Regions from separate parts of the Homo sapiens genome. Here region 1 is linked to region 2. The links are chromatin contacts, found by Hi-C or POLR2A ChIA-PET in ENCODE. All regions are on one chromosome and are shown on one strand. Each heading gives the region's core, a stretch centred on a gene start or an enhancer-like site at or near the end of the contact. The rest is flanking DNA. Distances are from core to core; before and after follow the strand shown.

Region 1 (6,760 bases), core at 1,969-4,468, 250 kb before region 2:
TAAAACCCAGTCTCTACAAAAAATGCAAAAATTAGCCAGGAGTGGTGGCACGTGCCTGTAATCCCAGCTGCTCAGGGGGCTGAGGTGGGAGAATCTCTTGAGCCTGGGAGTTTGAGGTTGCAGTGAGCTATGATCTCACCACTGCACTCCAGCCTGGGCCACAGAGTGAGACTCTGTCTCAGTAAATAAGTAAGTAAAATAAAGCTGATCATGGATAGACCGATGGTCCCAAGAATTGCATTGTTTCATTTATTCTATAAACCTGAGGCTCTATACAAATATTTAAAAAAGAATTTTAAAATGTTTAAAGGTTTTAAGGAGAAGCGTTTAGAGGAAGCAAAGGAGAGTAGGGTGGGGGAGGGGAACAGCTCAGGGGTGGCTGTGGGGGTGGGGAACTGGTGGCAGCCAACAAGAAGCCCTGAGCTGGGAACGCTGTGTGACACTTGGTGGCATTTTTGTCACTTTCTTGCAGCTCTCAGTGTCTTCCCCATTTTGCAAAGTCTTCTGAGCGGGGTGGTGCTGATGTCCCGATAAGGATGGGGTCAGGCTTCTGGGGGGCACTGTGAGGACGGGGGTCTCAGAATCCTTCCCTTGACTTTCGATGGGTGGGGAAGGCCAGGGGAGGAAGGGGGCTTATTCAGGCTGGGTGCCCACCCGGGTCAACCCCTCCGCATGCCTCTGGGCCTCTTCTGTTGTGGGCTTGTGGGTTCCCGAGAAATAGGGCCACAGATGGCACTGACGGTCCCAGCCAGTCCCAGAAAGAAGCGATGGGAAAGCATTGGTGAGAATCAACCCATCCCCAGGGCTCTGTCCCTTGGATGGAGGTCTCCCTTTCACTTCTTTCCAGGCATAGAAAACAGTTTGCGGCTCCTCAAAAAGTTACGTGTAGAGTGACCCTGTGATCCAGCCATTCTGCTCCTGAGTATACACCTGAGAAAACTGAAGGCAGACACTCAAATGGATACTTATGTTTATTTTATTTTTTGAGATGGAGTCTCACTCTTGTCCAGGCTGGAGTGCAGTGGCGCGATCTCAGCTCATTGCAACCTCCACCTCCTGGGTTCAAGTGATTCTCCTGCCTCAGCCTCCCGAGTAGCTGAGATTACAGGCACCCACCACCATGCCCGGCTAATTTTTGTATTTTAGTAGAGAGAGGGTTGCACCGTGTTGGTCAGGCTGGTCTCAAACTCCTGACCTCAAATGATCTGCCCACCTCAGCCTCCCAAAGCGCTGGGATTCCAGGCATGAGCCACTGTGCCTGACCTCAAACAGATACTTATACACCCATGTTCATAGCAGCACGGTTCACAATTACCATAAAAAGCGATTTTTAATTCAACCATAAAAAGGAACGAGGCTCTGATCCATGCTACAGGGTGGATGAACCTTGAAAACATGATACTGAGTGAGAGAAGCCAGACACAGAAGGTCACATAGTGCACGATTCCATTTATATGAAATGTCCAGAATAGGCAAATTCATAGCCAGAAAACAGATTGGTGGTTGCCAGGGGCTGGGGAGGAGGAATGAGGAATGAGTGGTAATGAGGACGGGGTTTCCTTTTGCGGTGTTGAAAACATTCTGGAACTAGATAGAGGTGATGGTTGCTCAACGTAGTGAATGTACTAAATGGCGCTGAACCATGCACTTTAAAAGGGTCTATTTTATGTCATGTCAATCTCACCTCCATAAAAAAAAAAAACAAAAACAAAAAAAAAAAACAGGCCGGGTGCAGTGGCTCATGCCTGTATTCCCAGCACTTTGGGAGACCGAGGCAGGAAGATTGCTTGAGTCCAGCAGTTCAAGAGCAGCCTGGGCTACATATCGAGACCTCATCTCTACAAAAACTCCACAAATTAGCTGGGCATGGTAGTGTGCACCTGTAGTCTCAGCAACTTGGGAGGCAGAGGTGGGAGGATCACTTGAGCCTAGGAGGCAGAGGTGGCAGTGAGCCGAAATCGCACCACTGCACTGCAGCCAGGGTGACAGAGTGAGACTCTGTCTCAAAAAAATAAAATAAAATAAATACATAAATAAAATAGACCAGGCATGGTGGCTTATGCTTGTAATCCTAGCACTTTGGAAGGCTGAGGTAGGTGGATTACTTGAGGTCAGGCGTTTGAGACCAGTCTGGCCAACATGGTGAAATCCTGCCTCTACTAAAAGTGCAAAAATTAGCCGGGCATGGTGGCGCATGCCTGTAATCCCAGCTACTCAGGAGGCTGAGGCAGGAGAATTGCTTGAACCTGGGAGGCAGAGAGGTTGCAGTGAGCCGAGATGACGCCACTGCTCTCCAGCTTGGGCGACAGAGCGAAACTCTGTCTCAAAAAAAAAAAAAAAAAAAAAAAGAAGTCTGAGTTTTTCACAGCTATATCTCTGACACCTCTAAACACTTCAGTCGTCGCTTTCGGTTTTTAATTTCCTTCCCCATTTTTTTTCTTTACTTTTTTATAATGAGACAGGGGTCTCATTATGTTGCCCAGGCTGGTCTTGGACTCCTGAGCTCTAGCGATCCTCCCGCCTCTGCCTCCCAAACTGTTGGGATTACAGGCGTGAGCCACTGCGCCTGGCCTATTTCTTTCCCTTTTTGTCTCCTTTCAATTTTTTTTTTTAAACAAAAAGAGCAGTCTCTTTGATCCAGAGCTTCACTGGAGGGTGAGGCTGTGGATCCCAGGGTCCTGCGAGTGAGCGACTCATTATATTCTACGCCTGGGCACCTCCCTCTCCCTACCCTAGTCCCGGCTCTTGAGGCTTCAACCAGGCGACAGCAGGAAGCAAGTTTAATTTCACCCCCACCCCTACAAATATAGGTCCTTTTGCTGTTGCTTTCTACTTATGGAAATGGCCCTGGTTTCCTTTTGTTTCCTTTTGTGGTGGTGGCATAAAAGTTCCTTCCCAAATAAATTCATTTAAGTTTTTTTTTTTTTTTTAAAGGAAAAGCAAGTTGATTGAAGGAAAAATCTGTGGTCCGGGGAGATGTTCCAAATCCTGGAGGTGGAGAGGAATGAATGACGTTTGTGGCTTGCAGATCAACTCCCCGCAGCGGGCGTGACGTTGTCACAGCCAAAATTGTCCTCCACGCGCTGCTACGGTGAGTCAGGGGGAGAGGGGCCCCTCTGGGCAGACGGCAAAAGCCATTTTTGAGTGTACAAGGAGGCATTTTTCTGACAGCATTTCCTGTCGGTACCCTCCTATCTAGGGGCAAAAGTGTCACTGGGGCTTTCTGGGGCCTTTGGTGTGGGTCTTAGTGACAAAGTTCAGTGGCAATCTGGCATTCCCCTAGTGGAATTGTCACTCCCACGACAGCCTCTCATGCCCAGCTTCTGTCCGGCCCGAGGAGCCAGCTCTGGGCTGCCTGCTATCCACGAGGTCAGGCGGCCCTGACATTGGCAAGGAGATTGACACCCACACTCTGTGCTTCCTTTGAAACAGAGTTGTTAAAATTCCAGGCCAGACAAATGTCCAATAGGCCTATGAAAAGATACTCAAAGTCACCAATCATTAGGGAAATGCAAATCAAAACCACAGGCCAGGTGCGGTGGCTCACGCCTGTAATTCCAGCACTTTGGGAGGCCGAGGTGGGAGGATCACTTGAGGCCAGGAGTTTGAGACCAGCCTGGGCAACATAGCAAGACTCCATCTCTATAAATAAATGAATAAACAAATAAAAACCACAGTGAGATACTACCTAACACCCATTAGGATGGCTACTATCAAAAAAACAGAAAATAGGTTAGAAGTGGTAGCTCACAACTGTTATCCCAATGCTTTGGGAGGCCAAGGAGAGAGGATCAGTTGGGCCAGGAGTTCAAGACCAGCCTGGGCAACAAAGGAAGACTTCATTTCTAAAAATATTTAAAAATTAGCTGAGCATGGTGGCATGCACCTGTAGTCCCAACTACTTGGGAGGCCGAGGCAAGAGGATCGCTTGATCCCAGGAGGTCAAGGCTGCAGTGAGCTATGATTGCACCATTGCACTCCAGCCTGGGCAACAGAGTGAGACCCTGTCCAAAAAAAAAAAAAAAAAAAAGCAAAACAAAACAAAACCCCATAAATTGAAACCATTGTGGGCTGCTGGTGACAATGTAAAATGGTGCAGCCACTGTGGAAAACAGTATGGAGAGTCCTAAAAAAATTAAACATAGAGGCCAGGCATGGTGGCTCATGCCTGTAATCCCAGCACTTTGAGAGGCCGAGGTGGGTGGACCATTTGAGGTCAGGAGTTTGAGACCAGCCTGGACAACAATACAAAGATTAGCCGGGTGTGGTGGCAGCTGCCTCTAATCCCAGCTACTCGAGAGGCTGAGGCAGGAGAATCGCTTGAACCCGGGAGGTGGAGGTTGCAGTGAGCGGAGATCGCGCCACTGCACTCCAGCCTGGGTGACAGAGCAAGACTCCATCTCAAAAAAAAAAAAAAAATTAAACATAGAATTGTCATATGATCCATCAATTCTACTTCTGCATAGACACCCGAATTGAAAGCAAAGTTCAAAGAGACATCTGTACACCTATGTTCACGGCAGCATTAGCTAAAATAGCCAAAAGTTGAAAGCAACCAGTCTCCATGGATAGATGAATGGATAAACAAAATGTGGTCTATCTATACAGTGGAATATTACTCAGCCTTAAAGAGGAAGGAAATTCTCGTACATATAACATGAATGCACCCTGAGGGCATTATGCTAAGTGAAATAAACCTGCCACAAAAGAACAAATACCGTATGATCACATTTACAGGAAGTAACTAAACTTGTCAAATTCATAGAAACAGAAAGTAGAATTGTGGTTTCCAGGAACTGGAGGGAGGAGGAACGGGGAGTTGTTTTGTGGATACAGTTTTAGTTTTGCAAGATGAAAAAGTTCTGGAGATGAATGATGGTGTCAGTGGCAACTATGAGAATTTATTTTTTCTGGTTTTTGTTTTGTTTTGTTTTGAGACGGGGTCTTACTCTGTTGCCCAGGCCGCAGTGCAGTGGCACAATCTGGGCTCACTGCAACCTCTGCCTCCTGGGTTCAAGTGATTCTCGTGCCTCAGCCTCCCAAGTAGCTGGGATTACAGGTGTGCACAACCATTCCTGGCTAATTTTTGTATTTTTAGTACAGCCAGGGTGTCACCATGTTGGCCAGGCTGGTCTCAAACTCCTGATCTCAGATGATCTGCCCACCTCAGCCTCCCAAAGTGCTGGGATTACACGTGTGAGCCACTGTGCCCAACTGAGAATTTTCTTTTCTTTTTGAGACTGAGTCTCACTCTGTTGCCCAGGCCGGAGTACAGTGGCTCAATCTTGGCTCTCTGCAACCTCTGTCTCCTGGGTTCAAGTGATTCTCTTGTCTCAGCCTCCCAGTAGCTGGGACTACAGGTTCACACCACCGTGCCTGGCCAATTTTTGTATTTTTAGGACAGACGGGGTTTCACCATATTGGTCAGGCTGGTCTTGAACTTCTGACTTCAAGTGATCTGTCCATCTCAGCCTCCCAAAGTGCTGGGATTACAGGCATGAGCCCCCACGCCCGGCCTGACAATTTTCTTAATGTAACTGAACTGTACACTTAAAATGGTTAAGATAGAACATTTCATGTCATGTGTATTTCACCACAAATTTTATCCAGGCTGAAGGACAGGCACGGTGGCTCGCTTTGGCAGGACGAGGCAGGAGGATCGCTTAAGGCCAGGAGTTCAAGACCAGCTAGGGCAACATAGCGAGACCCGCACCCCCATCTCTACAAAAAAAGTTTAAAAATTACCCAGGCCTGATGGCACATGACTCTGGTCCCAGCTACTCGGGAGGCTGAGGCAGGAGGATTGCTTGAGCCCAAGAGGTTGAGGCTGCAGCGAACTATATGGTTGCACCACTGTACTTCGGCGAGATCCTGTCTCAAAAAAAAAATCAAAAAAAAAAAAAAATCCAGTCTCAGAGGAGACTGGGGCAGGATTCCCATCCTGTGGGTCCTGGCAGGTGACCCCCATGTGTCCTCCATAGTAGGGGGTGATCAGGCCCTCCAAGAAGTCAATACCAATTATATCCCAAAGCCTCTTACATGTCTCCACCTGGACCTCCCTGTCTACCTCCAGACATACAGCTGCCCTCTGGACCTCACCCAGGGACACTGCTATGATCACTGAGCGATTCACCAATATTCCAGCTCTTTCTCCCTCCAGGTACAAGGTAGGAAGGCATTGCTCCACCCACTTGTGTGGCCACGTGACTTGCTCTGACCAATGGCATGTGAGCAGGTTTGACTTGTGTCACTTCTGGGCAGAGGCTTTAAGAGCTGCTGCAGAGCATGCTATATGTTCTTTTTCTTCTGCCTTGGCAACGGGCAACATGCCAGATGCTGGCTGAGTGAAAAGTGAAACCTCTGATGTTTTAAGCTCCTGAGATTTGGGGCTTAAAGTAGCTGGGACTACAGGTGTGTGCCACCATGCCTGGCTCATTTTTTTCCCTGGCTTGTTACTGCAGCAGAACTGAACCTGCCTTGAGTCCAGTGTGGCAGCAGAATCTGTAGATGTCACTCATCCAGTCCTGTCTTGTGCATGACGATGGTCTCATATCATTAAGCTGTAGGGCTGGAATGAGAGGCAAGGTGGATGCTTGACTTGGGAACAAAATTTCAGGGGGTGTCAAAGAACTCAAGAACTTTGTCCTGAACTCATAAATATTATTTTATTGTGATATTTTGTAAAAGTCAAGATTAATGCAAAACCATGATGAATAAAATGGTAACATTAAATCTATCTATCTATCTATCTATCTATCTA
Region 2 (6,365 bases), core at 741-3,240:
AGGGTCAGGGACCCTCTGCCTCTGGCAGCCTTAACCTGTCCTCTGCTAGGACCAGGGTGATTTCAAGCCAGGGAAGCAACTGGGACCCTGAAAACTGTCCCTCCCCAGCCCGCTCCCCCTCTCTGTGCCCTGGTCCCCTTGCTGCCATGTGGATGCTGTTGTGATTGCTGTTTGTATATTATCAAAATGTTTTTATATTAAAAATGTTTGGTCTGAAAATTAAAAGCACTTCATTTAGAATGATTGTTTGTGCTTTTGTCTCTGGTGGACTGAAGCAACTTTGTCCACTCTCCCCCAGAAGTGGCCTCTTGCCCTGTCCAGTGGGTTGGCTGTCCCACGTCTTCTTTCCAGCTTCCTACTCCAGTCTTAATTGGTTCTACAGTTGTATTCCAGACTGAGGTTCCAGGAGGGGTTTTTCTTTGTCAAAACTTAAACCAGCTGTCCTGCAGATAGATTATAATGAGTGATTTTTCAGACTTTGCCCTTGACCCACAGGAAATTAACATCGTGATCCCAACACACAAACAGCAATGCTTTTATTAAATTTTACTAAACCTTACCATGTATCTATCCATCCAGAGGCGGAGTGGTCAGCCATTTCCCCATAGTTCACAGAAAGGCTCTGACTCTCCCTCCCTGGAACTGTGGTTGATCTGGGAACATGGGGGCAGACAGCAGCTGGAGAAGGTGGAGGCTATTCAAGTCGAAGCAGCAGATCGGCTTGTAGTTAAGCCCAGCTAGCCCTTCCGAGTCGGGGTGACCTGGCTTCTCCCCTCCCCTGACCCTCTCTTAAGTGCTTCTCAATCAGGAGCAGTTCGGCCCCGCAAGAGCACATTCACCAATGTCAGGAGACAGCGGTTGCCACAGCCAGCAGGAAGATAGAGGAGGGGCTACTGGCATCCAGTGGGTAGAGGCGGGGGATGTTGCTCAACACCCAGTGGTGCACAAGACACCCCCCAGCAGAAAATGATCCAGCCTCACCGTCAGTAGTGTCGCAGTTGGGAAACCCCGACTGTCCTCTGCTAAGTGTGTACTGAAAGAGGATCCTGAAGGAAGGGGCAGGTTCCCTTCGCATTGCCCAGACAGGAAATACAGACGGGGAACAGGAGCAGGGAATCTGCCTGGCTGTACCCCAGATTCCTCATCTGTGCAATGGGAGTGATGATGGTAGCACCTACGCGATGGGAGTGTGGTGCGAAGGAGCGTTAAGTGGGTGCCAGCTCTTACTACTGGCAGGAGCCCAGGGCTAGGGCCCAGCAAAGGGGTGGACACTGAGCGCCCCTTCCCAGCCACCCCTTGCGCCGGGCCCGGCATCCTCCTGAGTGCGGCTGGGAAAACCCAGGAGGCCCCGCGGCCTGGCCCCCAAGCAGGCCTGGCCTCGGCCGCCCAGCGCCAGGCCTTATGAATGACGCCGGCGGCGGCCGGGCGACCTCTGACCCGCGCGCCGGCCGCGCCCCTCCCCCGCTGGCAGGTGGACAGCGGCTGCGCCGGGCAGGCCGCGGCGCCAACTCCGGCTGGCCGACAGCCGCTGCCGCACTGAGCGGGGGCGGGGGACTGCGGCGCGCGCGGGGCCGGCCGGGCGCCCGCCGGGGCCGCCTCCTGAGCCTCGGAGCGCTGCGCGGCCGCCAGCCAGCCTCCGCCGCCCCGCCCCGCCGGCCCGGGCCCGCAGACTGCGTCTCCGCCCCGCCCTCTCACCCCCGGATTGACACTGAGCGTTCTGCTGGGGGGCTTGGCGGACCCGGCACCTCCGCCAATCGGCGGCCTCGCAGGGCGGACCCCGGGCCCAGTCCAGCGTCTCGGCCAATCGGACGCGTCTGCCCGCCCAGCTGCGGCCTCGCGAGCGAGTGAATGGCCGAGAGTCCGCGGTGCGTGTCCCGAGGCTGAGAGCCTATAGTGGCGCGGGAAGGTCGCGGGAGGGCCAATGGGAGGCGGCGCTGAGCCGTCAGTCAGGGCGGCCTAGGCCAATGAGCGGCGGGCTGCGGGGGCGTCACAGACAGCGGCAGAGATCTTGGGCTGAGGTTCCCGGGCGGGCGGGCGCGGAGAGACGCGGGAAGCAGGGGCTGGGCGGGGGTCGCGGCGCCGCAGCTAGCGCAGCCAGCCCGAGGGCCGCCGCCGCCGCCGCCCAGCGCGCTCCGGGGCCGCCGGCCGCAGCCAGCACCCGCCGCGCCGCAGCTCCGGGACCGGCCCCGGCCGCCGCCGCCGCGATGGGCAACGCCGCCGCCGCCAAGAAGGGCAGCGAGCAGGAGAGCGGTGAGTGCCCGGGCTGTGACCCCGATCTTGGCCCTGCGCTGCCAGCCCTGGCCTTGTCCATCATCGCCTGGCCCCTCCCCCTACGGGGCCCCTCATCCTCTCTGCCTACCCCCCAGCGCCCCTTGCCCCGGCCTGTCCAAGGCTGGGGCCCGCGGGCCCGCAGAGTACCCCCTGTAGGGGTCCCCTTCCCCTAGGGCCGCCCCATGCTGCAAAGACCGTGCTCCCCCCCAGCTGTCACTGCCAACCATGGCACGTATGACCGCTGGGGCCCCACATGGGCCCCTGTCACCAGCCTACCCCCTCCTTTCCTGGCCCCTCTTCCCAGATTCTAATCCCCCCACTTCCTCACTCACCTCTCTCACCTATGGGATCCTCTGCCTGACCCCGACCCAGGTTTCTACCAGTTTGGGAATGCGATGAGGTCTGTCTGCCTCCACCGCGCAGGGACCTTGGCCACTTGCTGACCACACCCCTCCCCCCTCCAGCCCCCGCCATCTTTCTCCTGCCCTTTCCCTCTTCACCTTAGCACAGCCCCCCCTTCCAAACCCATCCTGCCCCCTGAACATTTCCCAGAGCCACCTCCAGCATTATTTTTTTCTTCTGTGTCACTTGGCATGGGGGACAGGATCTTTCTGGGTCCCTCTGCCTCTCTCATCCTGTCACTCTGTCATTCTGCTGCTCTGCTTGTGCTCCGTCCTCCAAGCAAGCGTCTGTCCCTGGCTGGGGTAGCAGACTGTTTATGAACGTAGAGAATTGCTTCAGTGCTTCCAAAGCCAAGTTTGAGCTGGTCTTGTTGGGATTCATTGCATCCTCTTTCCTGCGTTGGGGTAAGGGGGTGGTGGCAGAGCCCCCTCTCATTTCCTGTCTTGCAGTGAGCTCTAGGCTCCATGGAGGGCCCCTCAATAAATGGTCGTTTCACAACTGAGGCTCCGTCATTCACCCAGTCCCTGGGGCTTCTTCCACCACTCCTGGCTTGGGATGAAAAGTGTCTGGGTTTAGCGAGGTTCATTCGGTTCTAACTGAGATGGTCAGAAAGAGCACTGGGGAGGAGGAGGCAGTCAAAGAGAGTAATGGGTGACGTCTAGTGATTTGCTTTGACGTCTAGTGATTCTGATCATTCCCAGGGCTCAGCCAGAGAGAGACCTGTTTCACCCACTTGCCCACACATTAGGTTGGTCTTTTCCAGCCAGCCAGAGAAAGAGATTCTCTATCTGGAAATACCATCAGAAATGGTCTTGAACCCCATTCCCAATTTTTACAGCTCTTAAATTGTTGTCACTCCAGTCTGAAAGCTGGAAGGCAGCTGGGATCCCCTGTCCACTTACCCAGAAATAGTCGGAACTATTGGTCGAAAAGGAAGGCCAGTTTTTGGTCTCAAACCCCAGCATCTGAGTTTCCTGAATGCCCCCTCCCAGAAAGGTATGAAAGCCAGGGAACTTTATTCCCATACGGATTCAAATAGCAGAACTCAGAGTCACAGAGCGATCATGAAGAGGCCTGACATGTCACCAATGGGTGGGGGCTGGGGAGGGAAATGCCTGTAGCTGAGTGCCTGATGACAGAGGAGCAGGTGGGTAGTGTCCAAAAAAGGTCTGGGCATGAGCTTGGAGGGGACTTGGCCGGGGGGGGAGGAGTCAGGCCCCCAGCAGGTGAGGCCAGCTGGGAGGTGGAAGGTAGAGGCAGGCAGCTATATATTGCGGTAGCTCAGTTGAAAGTTGGGGAGATGACAGTCCTGGAAAACCTTCAAGGCTATCAGACACATGTGGTGGGGGGTGGAAAGCCACACAAGAAAAAGGATCCCAAGAAAAAGATCAGAGGCTCTGGAAGGAACCACTGATTCTCTCAGAGCACAGGTCAGACACCCAGGAATGAATGATCATGGTAAAATAGAGCTACTATTTATTGGGCATCTAGGCTGTGCCACAGGCTAAATGGCCAGGCGGATAGAGATACCTACTCTGGTGACTTTCATAACGGGCTGTTATCCAAATTTTCCAAAGGAGCCCTCTGGTAGAAATGACATCCATGACATAGATGATGTCACAGAGGCAGGATTCACATCCAGATCCATCTACCAGCAAACTTCTTGGACCCCAGAATTCCCCGACTTTGACATTTTTCAGCAGCCTCCCAGATTTTTACTCTATCATATTTTCTTAATTTAAAATAATAAAAGTTTTACTCACTTGTGTTCAGATGTAAACTTGGAGCTCATTCTAAACAATAATATAAATGAAATCATGGGATTGCCATGCCAGTTATATTTTCTCTGATACGCATTAAATACAGTGTAACTAGATAAATGAAACATCCCGAAAATCATGTCATGTTCTGCCAATGGGACTATGTCACACGTTGAGAAACGCCCGAAGCTGTACTTCCTCCCAGAGGCTCCCAGAGAAGGAAATAAGATGAGGAAGGAAGTCCCTCTTTGCTTTGAGGCGCTCTGATTCTGAGAGGATGGAGTTAGACAAAATTTGCCCTCTTAGAAGGGTGGGGCAGGGGCAGGGGCAGTAGCCAGGCCAGCCTGCAGGGGGCACCTGGATTTCATCTGCCAGACGCCGGCCCGACTGGGGTCAGGAAAATGCCCAGGCCTTGGGAGGCACCAGTTAAGCATCCTGCAGTCCCCTGTGGTACCATCTCTGTGCCAGGGCAGGACAGAGTCCGCCTCCTCCCAAGAGGCCAGGGATCCAGAATGAACCCTGGAGTGGAGTTGGGGGAATCTACACCCAAAGATGGCAAAGCCATTGGGAGAGCTGAGAGGGCCAAGAAAAAAGACTAAGGCCCAGGCTCTGGCCAAGTTGGAAGAATGGAGAGGGAGCAGCGGCCCCAGGGGGCAGGCGCCCAGGTCAGACAGCCAAGTGGGGCTCAGGTCGTGGCTGGCACTGGCTGAAGATACCCCTGGGAGCTGGCCCACAGGGGAAGGGGCAGAGCTAGTAAAAGGGAGCCCCCGATCCCCAGGACACAAGCAGATCCTGGCAAAGAGAGAAAAGCACCCCCCAAGAAGACCCTAGATGGGAAGAACTAGTGCCGTGTAACATCCTATGGATGCCTAAGACGGCCAAACACCTTCTGTGCCTTGGCAGTTGTATGGGTGCCCAAGAGGTCTTATCAAGGCAGCTCTCCCCTTAGCGCAACCGCGTCTACAGAAACTCGGAGGGCCCTATCTGTCCCTCCTCCACACCCAGTGGCCTCTGGGTTGGGTTTCTCTTCCTGCTCCCACCCCACGGCTCCCTAGCTCCCCCTGCAGGCAGGGTTCTGGGGACAGACAGCCGAACAGACACGGCAGGTCTCATGAGCCTTCCCAGCCACCGTAGTGCCGGTGCCCTGAGAACAGGACTGAGTGATGGCTTCCAACTCCAGCGATGGTGAGGCTGAGTCCTGTTACTATAGCAACTTCCTAGGCACACTCTGCCCCTTAAGTCAGGGAGGGGCTGCAGCGGGGTCTGGGGCACAGGCGAAGAGAAGAAGGATGTGAACCCCTGGCTGGCCCTGGAAACGCCTCCTGTACAGCCCCGGGCTGTGCGGCCTGGGGAAGAGAGAGGGGATCGGTGGCCCAGTTCAGACAAGGGAGGATGGTCCACCCGGCAGGGGGCCAGCTCAGAGAGGGGTGGTGGAGTGGTCCATCCCAGTGTTGGGGTTCAGCTCAGACTGTAGGATGAGCCATCCCAGTGTTGGGGTCCAGCTCAGAATGGGGGTCGTTCCAGCCAGTGTTGGGGTCCAGCTCAGAGTTGTGTCATTTAGGTAAGCCCAGAGCAGGGAATCCAGGCTCCACTGGAGGAATCAGCCAGCCTCGAGTAGGGGGCCCAGCCCAGGCTGGGCATTCCTGCCCCAGAATTCCCAGGACAGCCAGATTTCAAAAGGGCAGAAGGTCTGAGATTGTTGTCCGGAGGAAGGGGGTTCTGTGGCTGGGCTCCTTCCGAGAGAGACCCCAAGCCCCTTGCCCAAATTGATATTCTGCTGTTGCAATTCCCCATTCCCAGGGCGAGTTTCTAGATTTCTGCTTTCTGCTGTGGTCCTGGCTTTTCAAGGGGTGTCAAGGAGTTTTCCCTATGAACCCAAATGGAATCTGGACCAGAGTGAGAGCTGGCACCCCCCGTGTGGGAGATGTGGGC

Evidence for each region. A loop is a pair of places that touch in the nucleus more often than their neighbours do. ChIA-PET counts read pairs that join two places held with the same protein, here RNA polymerase II (POLR2A). Pooled maps may share reads with other maps.
Region 1: a loop to region 2 is called in a pooled map, with 4 times the contacts of the local background. The contact joins the enhancer-like site here to the promoter of PRKACA in region 2. A Hi-C loop is called at or near these places in 4 of 50 pooled maps. POLR2A ChIA-PET finds 5 or more read pairs at or near these places in 4 of 52 experiments (H1, WTC11, activated CD8-positive, alpha-beta memory T cell and 1 more).

The regions. Positions count from the first base shown.
Region 1 is chr19:14,366,274-14,373,033 of GRCh38, reverse strand. No RefSeq gene overlaps it. Among named protein-coding and RNA genes, the nearest start is that of LINC01841, 5.7 kb to the right of the region's middle. RefSeq lists enhancers at 2,172-2,241, 6,123-6,417 and a silencer at 6,171-6,260. Within about 2 kb of position 3,218, at least 19 of the 41 ENCODE cell types and tissues checked have a DNase peak (open chromatin) inside an H3K27ac peak, as active enhancers do.
Region 2 is chr19:14,113,387-14,119,751 of GRCh38, reverse strand. PRKACA (protein kinase cAMP-activated catalytic subunit alpha) reads left to right here and starts at 1,990. Exons shown (of 10, transcript NM_002730.4): 1 at 1,990-2,250. The coding sequence starts at 2,205. It overlaps LOC124904642 (a long non-coding RNA gene), which reads right to left and starts at 1,538. Exons shown (of 2, transcript XR_007067144.1): 1 at 561-1,538; 2 at 188-443. ASF1B (anti-silencing function 1B histone chaperone) reads left to right here. Exons shown (of 4, transcript NM_018154.3): 4 at 1-240. RefSeq lists silencers at 1,370-1,929, 2,340-2,409 and an enhancer at 6,134-6,365.